Regions from separate parts of the Homo sapiens genome. Here region 1 is linked to region 2. A link is a contact called in ENCODE Hi-C or POLR2A ChIA-PET data. All regions are on one chromosome and are shown on one strand. The core of a region is the stretch at or near the end of the contact, and the rest is flanking DNA. Distances in the headings are between cores, read along the strand shown. Region 1 has its middle 120 kb from the start of MIR548AP. Region 2 has its middle 23 kb from the start of MIR7706.

The links. A loop is a pair of places that touch in the nucleus more often than their neighbours do. ChIA-PET counts read pairs that join two places held with the same protein, here RNA polymerase II (POLR2A). Pooled maps may share reads with other maps.
Region 1: a loop to region 2 is called in a pooled map, with 4 times the contacts of the local background. The contact joins two enhancer-like sites. A Hi-C loop is called at or near these places in 1 of 50 pooled maps. POLR2A ChIA-PET finds 5 or more read pairs at or near these places in 2 of 52 experiments (activated CD4-positive, alpha-beta T cell and activated T-cell).

Annotation. Positions count from the first base shown.
Region 1 is chr15:85,948,785-85,951,912 of GRCh38, forward strand. No RefSeq gene overlaps it. Among named protein-coding and RNA genes, the nearest start is that of MIR548AP, 120 kb to the left of the region's middle. Within about 2 kb of position 1,492, at least 3 of the 41 ENCODE cell types and tissues checked have a DNase peak (open chromatin) inside an H3K27ac peak, as active enhancers do.
Region 2 is chr15:85,356,281-85,359,541 of GRCh38, forward strand. No RefSeq gene overlaps it. Among named protein-coding and RNA genes, the nearest start is that of MIR7706, 23 kb to the right of the region's middle. Within about 2 kb of position 1,876, at least 12 of the 41 ENCODE cell types and tissues checked have a DNase peak (open chromatin) inside an H3K27ac peak, as active enhancers do.

The DNA.
Region 1 (3,128 bases), core at 242-2,741, 590 kb after region 2:
GATCCCCTATACATACTCCAAGTTCTCCTTTTAATTCTTTTGATTATACCAACTCCTTATGTACATCTTTTTATGTCAATATTTCTATTTGCTAAGACTATACTTGGCCAGGTGCAGTGGCTCATGCCTGTAGTCCCAACACTTTGGATGGCCAAGGTGGGCAGACAGCTTGAGCCCAAGAGTTCAAGACCAGCCTGGGCTACATGGTAAAACCCCATCTCAACCAAAAATACAAGTTAACCAGGTGGAGTGGTGCTTGCCTGTAGTCCCAGCTACTTGGGAGGCTGAGGTGGGAGGATCACTTGAGCCCAGGAGACAGAGGTTGCAGTGAGCCAAGAGTGTGCTGCTGCCCTCCAGCCTGGGCAACAGAGCAAGACCTTGTTTCAAAACAAATGAAAAACCAAAAAACTACTTATGGCAGATACTAACATAAACACTGAAAATACAAAAATGCATGTTGCATTCCTACCCTTTCCAGCATTTTCACTTTAGTGGGTTGGACAGGTAAAGATTGGAGTTGGTATTACCATGCAAACATCTACAGGGGCCCATTAGTAACCCAAGAGTGATGTGGGTCTATTTGAGCAATACTGTCCTCTTTACTCAACTAAAAGGAAAACAAAGGCACAAGTGTGATGATGAATGTCAGCTGCCACCTACCTCAGTGTCAGGAAACAAGGGGGATGTTAGCATGCACCTTCTGTGATAGCGGGGGACTCCTCTCCCTTGTTCACCACTGTAGCAGCAGGACCTGGGACAGTCTGGGCTATTGCAGGTGTTCGATAACTTTGATCCATCAGTGAATGAGATCTGGGGACCGTGGTGAGCTGGAGAGTGATGCCCTGTAATGGGAGCAGCTGCAGCTTAGCTCCAGTCAATTCTGCTACGTAGAAATATGGGCCCAAGAGTTCTCACATCTGATTTTTTTTTCTTCAAGGAAAGCCAGAAATCTTGACTTTTAGGTGAAATCTCTAGGTTTAAAAAATGTCAACCAAATTAAAATGTGCAGGCGATTGTGTGTTGACCTGATAATGTGTCCACAGGCCAAATGCGGATCAGATCTGGGGCCTTCATCAAGTTACAAAGACGACCTGCCAGAAAATGGTTTTTTTGTATTGCCATTTTCTGTTTAAGTCCCATTTTCCATAGTAGAAAGGCACCAGAGAAGCAACCCAAAAGCATGTTTTCCTGTGACTTCCATGAAAAAGCTTCGGGTTTAGTGTATTTCAGGTCTAGTGGGAGCTGAATACCAAGTGAAAATATACCAAGGTATTCATGGTACAACCCAGATCAGGTCCAGCTGCATTTTCCTAGCACTCAGAAAGGAGGGTGTCTACAGTGCTGAGATGGCAGAAAGAAAATCATCAAAATACAAGTTGGCCCTGCTTCCCAGAGCTCTTGAATACTGAACCCCGAGTGGCTGAGCAGCTCTGAGTAGTGAAACCACGTAGCATGTGAAGTGCAGGTGGTAATGGAAAGTCAGTTGGCGCGGCTCAGGCTGGCTGCCCAGAGGGAACTATATTTATACCACCACTCACAGGGCAAGTTCTGCCTGGTCCCAGAAGGAGACATCTAGCTGACTGAGGGCTTCAGAGGGGGTGTCTGAGGTCACTGATCCTAAGCTGGGTTCACATGGAGAGCATGGCCCTGCTCAGCCATCACCATCTGTAGAAAAGGTGGACTCAGCGTGCACCCAGCCCAGGTGAGAGAGCAGAATCAGTACAGTGCCAGTATTCTGCATCTGGGAAGACTAATGAAATTGCTGCTTGGGGGAAATCTCCTGGATACCATGCTATGTTCATTTCAGACAGCCTGTGATTTAGAATTGTGAAGTCCAGGGTCAATGGAGATCATCAAACTTGTGTCTCTCTCATTCCCTAGAAAAGGGCAGTAAGGAAGGTATAGAAGCTATCTGTGAGCCACCGCACCTGTCCCAGGCCTTTCCTGCTTCAGCATCCCAAAATCTTCTCAAAATATTTTTTGTTACAATGCTGAGCACAATGCTTGATACATGGTAGATATGCAACATTAAAAAAAGCAACAATATTTAGTTTCACTGTGTCCAGGAGCCCTGGTCAGCACTTAGCATATCTTGTCTCATTTAATCTGCACAGCAGTCCTGGGAAGTAGCTATTACTACCCCCATTTTACAGAGGAAGAAACAGAGGCTTACGGAGATTAAACAAGCTTTCACTGTAGTGAGGCTGAATTTCACCCCAGCCCTGTGGTCCTAGAAAATAGCAAAGATTAAAGAACTCCTCTTTCCCTTTTTGTGTCTGATCTACTGTCAGATCAGAATACCTCCATCTGTGCCTCTTTTCCATCCTACTTCCCCACACCAGCTTCTTCCTAACCTTGTTGACTCCTCCTTAAAAGGAAAAGCCCCTTTCTTCCTAACCCTTGAGGCATTTGCGGATCTCATGGTTGGAGCATTCCCCTCCACCCCTTTTTTTTCAGCAGTCCTTGTACCCCCTATTGCAAGTCTCATACCCTTCTCTTGAAATGATCCTTTCAAATAAAGTCTGCCCTTGTCCAAGTCCGGAGCTGTTTATTTTTATTTTTATTTTTTTTTGAGATTAGCTAATTGAGCACTTCCTTAGGGCTAGGACCTGTACTAAATACTTAGTAGATGGTATCTCATTTAATTATTAAAATGAAACTGTATGCTAGTGTGTTTACTGTTACTGCATTTTAGAAATGAAGAATAAAGTCCAAGGTGACCCACTAGGGATTTTAGAACCAAAGTCTGTCTGTCTTTTCTATTGTACTCCATCATGCCTGATGATGATCCACAATGTCTTGGGCCCTCAGAGGGAAGCTGGCCTGATAAAGAAGAGGGTGTGGTGACTTGGGGCAGAGGGAGGTAAGTGTTGTCCAAAGGCAAGTGATCACTGAAATAACTTAGATCTCTAGGTGAGATTGCCTGTCATTGAATTAACACATAGGTGGCTCTTTGATCCAGCACATCCTTGGGTTTGGGCTCAGCAGGTCTCATGAAGAAGTAAGCCCATATGGCTGATACGATTTGCCCTTGGGTTCTGCTACCTCTGAGTGCATGTCTTCATTTCTTCCAGCACCTGTGTGATGTGCAGAACCACCTTACCCATTCAATGTATGTGTGAGGAGAA
Region 2 (3,261 bases), core at 626-3,125:
CTATGCCAAACTACACTTCAACTGCATACATTTCAGTTTGTCTCTCCACATGTGAGATGATTCTTTACTGAGCACTTTAATTTGTGCTAGACACTTTCCATCTGTGATCTCCTCTGTTCCTCATGGCAACCCAAAAGATAGACACAGATAAGAGAACCAAGTCACAGTGATTTATGCAACTTCTACAAGATTATTCCGTTAGTAAATGGGGAGTTGCCAGCCACTAAGGGAGCTCTTTATCTCCAGTTCCTACTGCTTCCCCAAATACCTGACTTCTGTTTATTGCTTGATCCTCTCCTATACTGACTGTTTTGGGTATTCTCACAGCCAGAGTCAGTCCCTGAGACCCAACCACCATTGTACTTAGACATACCCAAGTCTCCACTCAAAGGGAGCATAGAACATTCTGCCACAATTTCAGAGGAATGAAATTTAAACTTTCAGTCTATTCTGCGAGGCTACATTCTCACTGTTTCAAAGGATCCCTTAATAAAAATAGCTATAACAATAATATTTGCAAGTTATTAATGCTTTTTAATGTGCCAGACACCTTATATAGAATATTTCTAACCATCATGACACCCTAAATGTAAATATTATTGCTGTTTTACAGATTGGGAAACAGAGGTTCAAAGAGGTTTAAATAACTTGCCCATGATCATACCATTATTCAGATATTGGCCGGGCGCGGTGGCTCACGGCTGTAATCCCAGCATATTGGGAGGCCCAGGCAGGCAGATCATGAGGTCAGGAGATCGAGACCATCCTGGCTAACGCGGTGAAACCCCGTCTCTGCTAAAAAAATACAAAAAATTAGCTGGGCATGGTGGCGAGAGCCTGTAGTCCCAGCTACTCGGGAGGCTGAGGCAGGAGAATGGCTTGAACCCAGGAGGTGGAGCTTGCAGTGAGCTGAGATTGCACCACTGCGCTCCTGGGCGACAGTGGGAGACTCCGTCTCAAAAATAAATAAATAAATAAAAATAAAAATAAAAATAAAAATAGCTATAACAATGATATTTTCAAGTTATTAATGCTTTTTAATGTACCAGACAATTTATACAGAATATTTCTAACCATCATGACAACCCTAAAAGTAAATATTATTGCTGTTTTACAGATTGGGAAACAGAGTTTCAAAGAGGTTTAAATAACTTGCCTATGATCATACAATTATTCAGATATGCTAACCCCAAAATCTATCCTCTCTCTTTTTCTTTTTTTGAGACAGAGTCTCGCTCTGTCACCCAGGCTGGAGAGCATGATCTCTGCTCACTGTAACCTCGACCTCCTGGGTTCAAGTGATTCTCCTGCCTCTGCCTCCTGAGTAGCTGGGATTACAGGCAGGCAGCACCACGCCTGGCTAATTTTTGTATTTTTAGTAGAGATGGGGTTTCACCATGTTGGCCAGGCTGGCCTCGAACTCCTGACCTCAGGTGATCCGCCCACTTTGGCCTCCCAAAGTGCTAGGATTACAAGCATTAGCCACTGTGCCCGGCTGTACTTTTTCTACTGCACTTGGCTTCTTCTCATGTGAGCAAGATTCAGGACAAGTCTTTCCAAGGGCTTGGAGAAAATATAGAAGGTGGAAGAGAATAGGTTTCAGCTTGGGTCAGTGGGATATTTCTTTTTTTTTTACTTCCTTTTTCTCTACTTCCTATCATCCCTTCTTTTCTTCCTTTTTTCAGTTAATAAAAAATGACACAATTAATAACAAAGCTAGCAGAAGCCCTAGACTTGGCTCCTTGCCATATTTAAAAACCAAGTTCCACCCATATACAATTATGACTGCTGACAATAAAGTCCCAACCCAGAATGAATCAGCACAGAGAAAAATCAAAAGAGGGCAGGGCTGGGGCTTGGTACTCAGAGTTAGCCCCAAAGTTATGAGTCAGAGACTTCTCAGAATAACCTCCCTGCCAAATTAATCCCAGGCCAGGGCTTGCCAAGGTGCAGCTGGTTTCACAAATTCCAGTGGACTAAAGTGGACTTCCCTGGGGGAAAAGGGCAGTGCTAATGTGCCAGAGAGAGACAGACTGGATAGGTGAGTGGTATTATGGTCATTGACCAAACTACCAAACTTCATTCTACTCTAGCAGAAACAATCCTAAGGCCACATAGATGGAAATGCACCTGTTCAATTCTGCTCATCACTGTATTCAAGAACTCAGGAAAGATGTGTATAATGCATCCAAAATGAAGGGACATATTTATTTATATTGTTAAATAATATCTGCAACATGAACTAGCCAAAAATAAAATATCGATGCAATTAGTGCATGCTGTACTAAAAACAATGATATCGGTTTGTAGAGGCTTAAACCAAATAGAAAAGTCTTGTCAAAAGTGTCTCCTTGGTCCAGGTTTGCTCCATCTTCTCTAGGTCAACCTCTTTCTCTGAATCTGAACTTCATGAGTAAATACTGTAGTCGGGGAGGGTCAGGATCACCTTGTACTGCAAACCCAGACAGACCTAGGCTCCTGTAGGTCTCAATAATCTGCATTTATTTCTTTCAAAAGACAAACCAGAAATGTTCCCCTCACCCAGATCCTCCTAGAGAAAGAAAAAGAAGTTGTGCATTCATGCTATATGAAAAGAGAACAGGAATTTAGAATCATAAAGACCTGGAAAAAGGCCGAGCGTGGTGGCTCACACCTGTAATTCCAGCACTTTGGGAGGCCGAGGCGGGTGGATCACTTGAGGTCAGAAGTTCAAGACTAGCTAGGCCAACATGGTGAAACCCTGTCTGTACTAAAAATACAAAAAAATTAGCTGGGCCTGGTGGTGGGTGCCTGTAATCCCAGCTACTTGAGAGACTGAGGCAGAAAAGTTGCTTGAACCCAGGAGGCAAAAGTTGCGGTGAGCTGAGATCACACCACTGCACTCCAGCCTGGGAGACAGAGCAAGACTTTGTCTCAAAAAAAAAAAAAAAGACCTGGAAATGAACTGAGCATGATGGCTCATACCTGTAATCTCAGCATTTTGGGAAGCCAAGGCAGGAGGATCACTTGAAGCCAGGAGTTCAAGACTAGCATGGAAAGTATAGTTGAGACCCCAACTCTACAAAAAAAAAAAAAAAAAAAATAGAATAAAATTAGCTAGGCATGATTGCATTCCTGTGGTCCCAACTATTGGGGAGACTGAGGTGGGAGGATTGCTTGAGCCCAGGAGATCAAGGCTGCAGTGAGCCATGATTGCACTATTGCATTCCAGCCTGGGGGCAGAGTGAGACTGTCTTGAAAAAAAAAAAAATCTGGAAATGA